2 separate regions of the Homo sapiens genome follow, and region 2 is linked to region 1. Evidence: read pairs that join two places in POLR2A ChIA-PET (ENCODE). Cell type or tissue: OCI-LY7. All regions are shown on one strand. Region 1 overlaps CDYL (chromodomain Y like). Region 2 overlaps CDYL (chromodomain Y like).

Region 1 (5,000 bases):
GATGATGATTGTATGGTAACTGGCTTAAAATGCCTCCCTGAAACCTGGTTTTGTTTCTAAAGGTATAGAGTTGTATTGTTTTCATAAAGGCAGTATTATCTGTAGGGCAGAAGTGATACGCAATTGTAAATGAACGCGATAGTCTGACAAGGCTGGGAAAGACACTAAGATGATGTTTTGTGGCCAAGTCAAGGGTTGTTAGTTGCCTTGTTTTGTCCAGTTCTGCCTAAACTGAAATAGAAGTTTTCTGTTTGGCCTCAGGCTCCACAAATCTAGAGGGATATATTGACAGGAGGAAATGTGAAGTCTTGCTTCTTTGAACTCACATGGTCTGGTAGGAGGACAGGTCTGCAGTAACTGGGAACTTGGGTGAGTTACCCAACTGCTGAGCCTTGGTTTTCTCGCCTAAAAGAAATGTCTCCAATACTTAGCATGGAACCTGGTATGTAGTAATAGGTCTTTAGTAAATGTTTAAATGGCTATTGAAACTAGGCTTTGTGAACAAAAAATAAAGGAACAGATCCTGGAAAAGATGGGTAGAGCATGAACCTTGCAAAATTTGAAGAGTTACTATTAGTTGAAGGATGGAATAGATTTACTCCCTACTTTTCCAGCTGCTAGGATTGAGGAAAAACGGATTTTTGATGCGGCGTAGGTTAGAACTTCATAGTTTTCACAAAAAGACAAGCGTCCTTTACATCACGCTTCTAATGTAAAGGGCCAGATAATACATATTTTAGACTTGTGGGTTATATTATGGTCTTTGTTGCAACCACTCAGCTCACCTCATGTAGTGCAAAAGCAGTCGTAGACTCCTATATGAATGTGCGCTGTGTCTCAAACTGCTTATGGATAGTAAAATTCACTTAGTATATTTCATATCATTTTATGTGTCATGAAATACACATTTGTGTTTTTTTTCCAATCACTTACAAATGTAAAAATGATTCCTAACTTGTAGGTTCCACAAAAATAGGCAGTGGGCTGGCTTTGCCCTGTAGGTTGTTGTTTGTTAAGCCCTGCTGTAGGTGATCAACTGTCATAGTCTGTTTAGGAATCTGGGTTTACTCAAGGGTTGGGGATGTATGGAAGTTAGACGGTATTTCTAACTTTCATCCCAGCTCTAGACTTAGAGCTGGAAGATCTGGGTGGTAATCCTCCCTCCTTTCCTCCTTCCTTTCCTTTCTTTCTTTCTCTTTTTTTTTTTCAAGAGTCTTGCTCTATCTCCCAGGCTGATGTGCAGTGGCTTCATGTTGTCAGCTCACTACAACCTCTGCCTCCCGGGTTCAAAGCTATTCTCATGCCTCAGCCTCCTGAGTGGCTGGGATTACAGACGTGCACCACCCCCGCCTACGCCCCCCCCCCCCCGCCCCCGCCCCCGCCCCGGCTAATGTTTTGTATTTTTAGTAGAGACAGGGTTTCACCTTGTGGGCCAGGCTGGTCTCAAACTCCTGGTCTCAAGTGATCCGCCCACCTTGGCCTCCCAAAGTGCTGGGATTACAGGCATGAGTCACTGCACCCGGCCTTCCCTTGTTCTTAGAAGCTTGTTAAGTAACTCATCTTGTACTTGTCTTAACTATCCTAAACTTTCTCATCAGTAAAATAGGAGGATGATAACCAAATAATTGAGGCTTAAATGGCATTAGCGTGTAAAAGCAATTCTACAAAACGTTTTCCATTTTTAAAGAGGAAAAAAAACCCATCCAACTCTCAAACCATGAAACCAAACCTGTTTTCCCTTCCTCAAGATTTAGGATTTGAAAGTATTCTATAAACTGATTATATCACCAGAGAAAGCTGTGAGGTCAAGAGGACCTTAATTTATTTAGCAGTCAAGTAACCACCATGAGACTTTGTTCACGTGGGACTGAATAAGGAACGTATGCTGTAGTAAAATGGAATAAGTATTCTCTTTATTTGTATGTCTTAATAATTCCTTTTTTCCTCAGTAGATGTGGAGTTATTCCCTTGAGAACTCCTGTAATAGTTAATTCAAATTTCAGTAAGCTCTCAATGATTAGTCTTGACCTTCTGAGAGAATATTTATGTTTTCATTTTCAAAAATGGAAGTAAGCTTTTAAGAATGAAATCGTATCTGGTGTGTAAAAAATTGTTTTAAAGTTGATTAGTTTGACAGGATGATCAGGATTTGCAGGGGAAGGTAGGTCTTTTGAATCTTTCTTCCTACTTTGCGATAAGATTCCTGCTCTCTCCTGTGCACCACAAGGCTTTTACTTACATTGACCAAAAGCAGTTGTGAATAAAGTCTCAATCTGTAGTTCAAATGGAAGTCACAGAGACCAGGACACCTTTCATGGATGTTGGCCAAGCTAGGTCAGCGTATGTTGTATATGGTGTAGCTGTCTGAAAAGATTGGAATCACCAAAATTAGTAAAGAAAAAGAGTTCATTTGACTTCAGGAGTTGATAGTGAGGCAGTGAGGTCAAACATGCATGTGTGTTTTGACAATAATAGCCTATCTTAAATGCTCTTTTTCCTGTGAGTTGCTGAGAATATTATTTATTCATTTGCCCCAGCAGCAGTGTGGAGACCTCTCATGTGCTCTTCCTTTGAACTACTTTCAATTCCTGTGTACCAGAATAGCGTTTTTTTCATTCTTGCTGTGATATCTAAGAATCATAGACTGTTCCCTCGTGCTCTATAATGATTTTAACCACGGAGAATATTTTCATGGTATGTAGGCAACACTTTCTTCGCATTGTTCTGGTTCACAGTTTTGGATAACTGTGATTCACAAAGCCAGGCCTCAAATGAATTCTTTTGTAAATAAGGAGTGATAGTTTTTATATTGTGAGCACTCCTAGGTGGAACAGGACCAGCCTGGGGTCTTTTTTCAATTCAGATTCTTGAACCCAAACCACGAGATTATAATTTTCAATGTTTGGATGGAGACAGGAATCTTATGTTCCGAGAAGCTTCTTTTTGGAATGCAGGTGGATTTAGGAGCCTCTGGATACGCCCTTCTGTGTTTCAGACCCTTAGGCTCTGCGTGGAGGTGGGTGGGGGTGGGTTGGGGATCTGCCTGGCGGAAGAGGAGCTCTCGGTGGACCAGACTGGTTCTTTCTGCAGGCTCCTTGACCACTGCTGGTTGTTAACTGAGTAATTCCAGGAAGGGAATATTAAAAACATCAGGTAGTTAGCTAAGGGCGTTGTAATTTCTGTTTTCTGTCTTTATTGCCTGGCATGTTTGTCCACCAGAATGTAAGTGCTTTAAAGCTCAGATTCATTTTCTGGTCATTATTTTCCACAGCTCAAAATACTGCAATCGTTGCATAATTGTTGAGTTACTTTAATGGAAGAGTGAATTACAGGAATGAATCTCCATTCCTGACTCCTTACTTACCTCGAGGTTCCTCCTCCCCTAAGCATTATGCCTCTTGCTGTTCTTTTTACTCTTAGTTCCTCATCTGCTTACATGGTTTCAACTCTAGAATGGAGAATTTCACTGTTTCCCACACAAACTTAATTCTCTTCAGCCTTTTAAGCTGGGCAAGGTTTTGGGGTTCACGTTCTCTAGGAAGTCTGGGGAGGGCCTATTATGAGTCTAGATATGACTTTAAATCCAATTATAACCTCAAATAGAATTTTATGAAAATTTAAACAAGTACATATGAGCATATTTCAGAGGGAGAGAATCAAGAGCTTTCATCTGATTCTCAGAGGGATATAGGACCCAAAGCAAGTATTAAAAACTGCATCGAGACCTTTGAACTAAGACTTATCTGTGGCTGCCCTCCACGGACCACTTTGACATTATTTTTGTTGAACTGTCCTCTGCCACAAATTACAGTAAAACCATATTAAAACCTCACTGATTGGGTTTAGAAGTTGTATGCTATTTCTAGTCTTTAAGTGGCTAATTTTGCAGCTATGCATACATGATGTCTAAAGATAGTCAGTATTTAATGGCACTTCTGACAATGTAAAGATTTTACATTCCTTGAACCCTGGTGCATTCCTGAACTCACATGCTACTGCTTTCTTATTGCCCATGAAAAAATCCCTCATCAAATAGAACATTATTATTTTATACAACCTTTCTTTAGATTCACCTCTGACTTCATAGTTTCTTCAATCAGATCGTCCATCTTCTATCTCAGAACTTCCTTCTGGGATTTTTTTTTTTCTTAAGTGTATCCTTTAGAGATTTCTTTAGTGAGGGACTATGGATGGAAAAGTTTCTAGGTTTTTTTTTTTTAATTATTATTATCTGGACATGTCTTTATTTTGCCATCATTTTTTGAAAGAGAATAGTATTTCAAATAAAACCAGTTAATTGGTTAATTTCTTTCAGCTCCTTCTGAAGATGGTGCTCCATTGTCTTCTGCCTTGCCTTTGCACTATTCTTGAGACTTTTTTTTTTTTTTTTGAGGTGGCGTTTCACTCTTGTCGCCCAGGCTGGAGTGCAGTGGCATGATCTTGGCTTACTGTAGCCTCTGCCTCACTGGTTCAAGTGATTCTCCTGCCTCAGCCTTTCAAGTAGCTGGGATTATGGGCATGCACCACCATGCCTGGCTATTTTTTGTATTTTTAGTAGAGATGGGGTTTCACCATGTTGGTCAGGCTAGTCTCGAACTCCTGACATCAAGTGATCCACCCGCCTCAGCCTCCCAGAGTGCTTGGATTACAGGTGTGAGCCACACTGCACCTGGCCAAGACTGTTGTCAGCATAGGTGCAGTCACTTTATAGGAGATCTGTCTTCTGTCTCTGGTTGTTCTTGAGATCATCTCTTTGACTTTGGTTTCCTCTTGTTTAATACGACAATGTATTTTGTGTGATTTTTTATTAGTTAGGTGGGTATATGTTGTGCTGCTTTTTGGATTTGTGCCTCATCAGCTCGAAAATGGATTTGGCCAGTTTGTCTTCAAATACTCCTTCTCTGTACTCGTCAGGAATTCCAAGTAGACATCTATCAGATCATTTCATTCTCTCTTCTTTGTCTTTTACCTTTTCATTTCCATCTCCTTGTTTGTGTTTT
Region 2 (5,000 bases), 130 kb after region 1:
GATATAGTGAATACCCATCTCCTCCAGTGATATGGACCTGATGTAATTGGCTCTCAGTCTAGGATCATAAATGGCATCTGCCAAGGCATCCTTAATAGGAAATATTAAGAAAACATTTTAAAGCTTATCTCCAAAGTGTTTGTTACTGCAGGTTATTTTCTGGACGATGTATTTGCTCTTCCGAGCAAGTGGATTTGATGCTCAATTCTTCCATTCACTGCGCCCCTCCCTGCCCTGGCTTTTGGGAAGATAACATTTCACAATCAGGTTTATTTATGATAACATCTGGTCTGTCCTCCCTACTTTATTATTTAAGACTTGTTTGTGCTTAAAAAGAACTTTTTTTAATGGGAACACACTAGGTTCTCAAATATACTTTCAGCCCAGTTACCTCAGTCATAGTCATCTCTCATTTCTGTCTGCAGTTTAAGTTCTTATTTATGTCTGTGCAGTAAGGAGAGGGAGCGTGTTGCCAGGAGAAAAGCTGTAAACGGCTTTGGGCCTCATCGTACAGCTACAGGTTGTACTTAGGACCCGTGTTAGCCACTTAGACTACAGCTGTGCACTGTGTCCCCCTCATCCCCACCCCGACCTCCAGCTGAGAAATAATTATCACAGAGTCCATGCACTGAAATGGAGGTGTTTAATCACAAGAACACCTCCGCAGTGCCTGTGTGATCGGCCGTCCCTATGTGAGCTGCTGATCTCAGAGACAGCATTAGGATGGCGACCACTGCCCCAGACGGCCCAGTGCTCTACCCCTAGCGTGATCTGAACTGCTGAAGTCAGAGAAGTCCACGTTGGATAAACAAAGCCAGCCCAGTAGTAACCTGGCTGTCACAGTGACCGTGTGTCCGTCTTACTGAACCTGGGTTTACGTGACTAGGATGCTGACACAAGTGAGTTTGCGCATGGCTTGCTGTTCTCTTCAACCCTCTCCAGCCTGAATAGGAATGTTAAACCCACTCAGGAATTCTCGTTGGTCTAAAGGACTGTGTTCATTGGTCTTTGACACTCCGTCAACCAACTTAGCGGGGTTGACCTGAGCCTTCGGACACGATGTGCCTGTGGGTGCCTGCCTCTCCTCCCACGAGACAGACCTGAACTGTCTCCTCAGCTGCTCAGCTGATTGTGAGAAATGTATTCTGTGACAAAGGCAGGCCACATTTCAGCGTCTTTTCTGAAGTGGCATGCTTAATTCCGCAGGGGCAGTGGGGGGATATTTAGAAGCAGTCGGTGGGAGAGGATGAACTGCTGAGTTTGAAGTAGTGAAAGGGGAAATCAGTCATAAAATTCATGTTTGAGAATTACACCAGTGAAGCCGTTGACTGCCTGGGTCAGAGCCGAAGGGCCATGTTTAGTGGCTGGGAGCCACTCGCCCCCAGCACTGGCTTTCTGCATGCTGCACGCCTCTTATGTCAAGTCTTTGCCTCCATTTTTGTAGGACCTCTTCTTTTTCATTTTTTTTAGTTTTATTTGTTCCCCTTTTTATTTTATTTATTTTTCATTTGTTTAAATGTATGGGGTACAAGTGCACATTTGTAACATGCATAGATTGCATAGGGATCAAGTCAGGGCTTTTAGGGGATCCCTCACCCACATAAACATACATTTCACCAATTGAGTAATTTCTTACATAGGACCTTTCTACTGTCAACAGTAATTGTGGGAATTGTTTCTACAGTGATTTAAGCCTTGAAAGAAGTAACTTCCTCCTAGTAAAATTGTAAAATCAAATGGTAAGATGACGTGGTCTCTAAGGAGGAGTGTCTACAGCTTTAATTACTACACTGCTAATGGTGAGAGGGTTGTACATTTTATCTGGTAAGAGAAAGTCTGCCTCTCCCATGGGCGGATGATATGACTTTTATTGAATGGAAAACCGGATGGAGATTATTTTTCATCTTGCTAATGTAGTTTTAAATTATGTATTCCATGTTCACATTGTAATTGTAGCATTTTCTTGCATGACACTTTCAGCAAAGTTTGGTAGCTGTTTCCCATGCTTGGCATTACCTCTAAAGGTGAAGTAACATAAGAATTGTATAGGAATACCATGAGAGCATAACGTGAGCATTATCAGCTAGGTGAGTGCGGAAGATCACACTGTTTAATTGCTGGATTGCCAGCTTCTGACCCTTCTCTGGGAGTGCGGCTGCCTCTGTACCTGCTTCATGACAGTACAAGCGTGAAGGCCACAGGAGAAAAAGAACAGGACCACACAGCCCAGACCAGCCTTGGAAGGCATGACATTGCGTACAGAGTGTATCGGTTGCTTCTGATTTCCGTGATTTGAACCACTCTTTTATTATGGACTTCAAAGGGAAAGTAAGCATAAGTTTAACTTCTGTGCTTTGGTTTTTCAGATAAACCTTATCTGATGGGACAAAAATTCTAAAACTATGGCAGCTATCAAAATTGTCACAGCTTTATAACAGCAAACCAAGAGGAAGAGTGGTGTAAAAATAGACTCAGTCTGAGTTTTGGTTTGGTTTCGTTTTATCTGGGGGAGAAGGAGGTTGCCCTAGTAAAATTTCTACTTGCAAAGTCTTCCACGTGCCATTTTTTCTGTTAATATGTTCTCAGTGAGTGGTCTAAACTAAATGTATTGTGTTCTATTAATCACTGTTTACAGAAATTTGCCATTTAGGAATGTATATTGTGCAGTCTAATGTGTGCATTTCCCAGTTTTCACAAGGGGTTTTCTCATGTGCATGTAATAAGCAGTTCCACACTGGGTTTTCTTGATTATAGAGTCTGTGTAACGCTGTGACAGCCTGGGGTGGCACCTCGCCACAATCTTCAGAGTTGCACATTACTGTGTAACATTAGAAACTGCTGCTACTCTGAGCTCAAGTGAGTCAGGGGTGCACCCCAAGAGCTGGATCACTGTAGGGCCAGTGGGTTACCAGGTTGTCCTCCTACAGAAAGGGGAGATGGGGGGAAAACAGACCACCCTGCTGCAGTTTTAGCCTGCATTTCCATGAGTTATGGAAGGATTGGAAGAAAAGCTGACTGTCAGAGTTTTGCTCTAATACAGCTTTTTTGTGGGTTTTTGTGTGTTTTCTTTTTTTCTGAGACAGGGTCCGGCTCCGTCTCATCCAGGCTGGAGTACAGTGGCTGGTGCCATCTCAGCTCACTGCCGTCTCCCCCTCCCAGGCTCAGGTGATCCACCTCAGCTTTCCAAGTAGCCGGGACTGCAGGCGTGCACCACCACGCCTCACTAATTTTTGTATTTTTTGTAGGGATGGGGTTTCACCATCTCTACAAAAGATGGGGTTTTGCCCAGGCTAGTCTTGAACTCCTGAGCTCAAGCAATCTTCCAGCATCAGCCTCCCAAAGTGCCTGTAATAGGCATGAGCCACCATGTCCAGCCTCTAATACGGTTTTTAAGTATTCTCGGATGCTCAAAACTGATCGCAAAACCGGATTTCAAAATTACTATATAGTTTTTGTTACTGTATTTATAAAACTTAGCACATTGTGGCTTTTAGGTTGCTGTTATGGTGAGGTCAGCTTCCTGTCTTGGATTTTGAGTAGCTTTTGCCCTCCTCTAGAACATGGTGTGTTCAGTTAGATGCTCTCCCTTGATCCTTTGCTCTTCAGCATGTCCTAAACGTCTCTGTTAGACAGAACCATCAGTTCCACAGTTTGGCCCCCCTTGAGCTCCGTGTTCTCTACCACCCCACTTGGTGCCCATAAGGAAAGAGACACATAAAAGCCCCTCCTTGCTGTCAGGGGGCTCATGGGCTGTCATTCCTCAATGTACTTGGTGTGGACCCCTGAAATGCCAAACACATGGAAAATTCTAGCACCCTAGTTAGAGGAACACTGCATGACAAGTTCTTGTTTCTCCTGGCAGCTTTGTAAGTACCCAGGCATTCCCTTGCAGAGATGGGTGTGGTCCCTCAGTGATTGTCCTGGGAGCCATTCAGAACCATAGCTATGGGTGATCCTTGGCAGCACCTGGTTAACCTGATGGGAAAGGGTCCGGAACCGGGCAGGCCATCCAGGCCGTGTAGATGATCAGAGGGTGCGAGCACAGGATTTAGGCATTGGTGTTTCATAGATGGATAGGTGGTATGTCCTTGGGCCCTAGTTTGAGAAACACTGATCTGGGCTGAAGCTGGAGGTTTGTTTTAGAAATTTGCTTAAGGAAGTATCTAATTTCACTGTAGTTTGCTCAGCCTTTAGCTTTGCAGATTAAGCTAGCTACTTATTGAAAATACCTCCTCAGAACCCTCTCCTCCTGCCCCCCACAGGCAACCTATATCCTTGGCTCTCCAAGCTTCCAGGGTCTGTTTTTTAAGCATAAATGCTTCTACTTTTAAATAGTACTTACAAGATCATACGTCACCTCTGAGCTTACGTCTCTCTTTCCCCATTTTCTCCCCTCCATCCTGCAGAAATGGAACTTTAAATTCTGATCCAGGAGAACCAGTAGCCCACAGGCAGTCCTTTGACCTCCTGACCTGCTATGCATCCTCTGCCCTGCAGCTTCTCACATCCCCAGGTGGAAATGCTGTGCCCCTTCATCCATACCGTGGCACTTCCTCACTGGAGGTCACCTCTCCTGTGCATGGTCACATTCTGCCTGTCTGTTGAGAGGCTCCGTTCTTCGCTGCGTTCTGCTTACCTGGTTAAGCCACAAAAGGTTCTATGCTTAGACTAGACGTGGGATTTAAAAGTTTCCATGTTCGTGTACAGGAGTGTACAAAATATGCATGAGCAAGTGGTCACAGTCATAGACACACCGTGCCTTGGGGGGCCCCAGGTCATAAGATGGTGTTCTCTGTATTTCACCTGACGCCTTTGGTTTTGTTGCTCTGTGAGAATGAGGGCAGTCTTTTAAAGGAACTCATCCAGAAAGAAAGGAGAAGCAAGTGTGTTGGAGAGAAGATACATTTATCATGTCATTACTAAGCCCTGTATTAAACTTATTGTAAACACTAGGGTAATTACTGACTCCCTCCATGTGAGGAATCAGGGAAGGGCTGCTG

Evidence for each region. Peaks named below come from ENCODE experiments on the same cell type or tissue, not always from the same donor. Only the 100,000 strongest peaks of a DNase experiment are listed, where the experiment ranks them.
Region 2: POLR2A ChIA-PET joins it to region 1 with 11 read pairs; 1 of 35 experiments calls an interaction of 5 or more read pairs at or near these places.

The regions. Positions count from the first base shown.
Region 1 is chr6:4,779,044-4,784,043 of GRCh38, forward strand. The region is part of intron 1 of CDYL (chromodomain Y like); the gene reads left to right. Among named protein-coding and RNA genes, the nearest start is that of CDYL, 5.1 kb to the left of the region's middle. In OCI-LY7, no CTCF peak of the experiment used is centred here; a DNase peak (open chromatin) is centred at 2,568; H3K4me3 peaks cover 922 bases.
Region 2 is chr6:4,904,297-4,909,296 of GRCh38, forward strand. All of the region lies in intron 2 of CDYL (chromodomain Y like), which reads left to right. LOC105374897 (a long non-coding RNA gene) reads left to right here. Exons shown (of 2, transcript XR_926412.3): 1 at 1-2,328; 2 at 4,407-5,000. Among named protein-coding and RNA genes, the nearest start is that of LYRM4-AS1, 97 kb to the right of the region's middle. RefSeq lists an enhancer at 2,384-2,443 and a silencer at 2,814-2,863. In OCI-LY7, no CTCF peak of the experiment used is centred here; no DNase peak of the experiment used is centred here; H3K4me3 peaks cover 942 bases.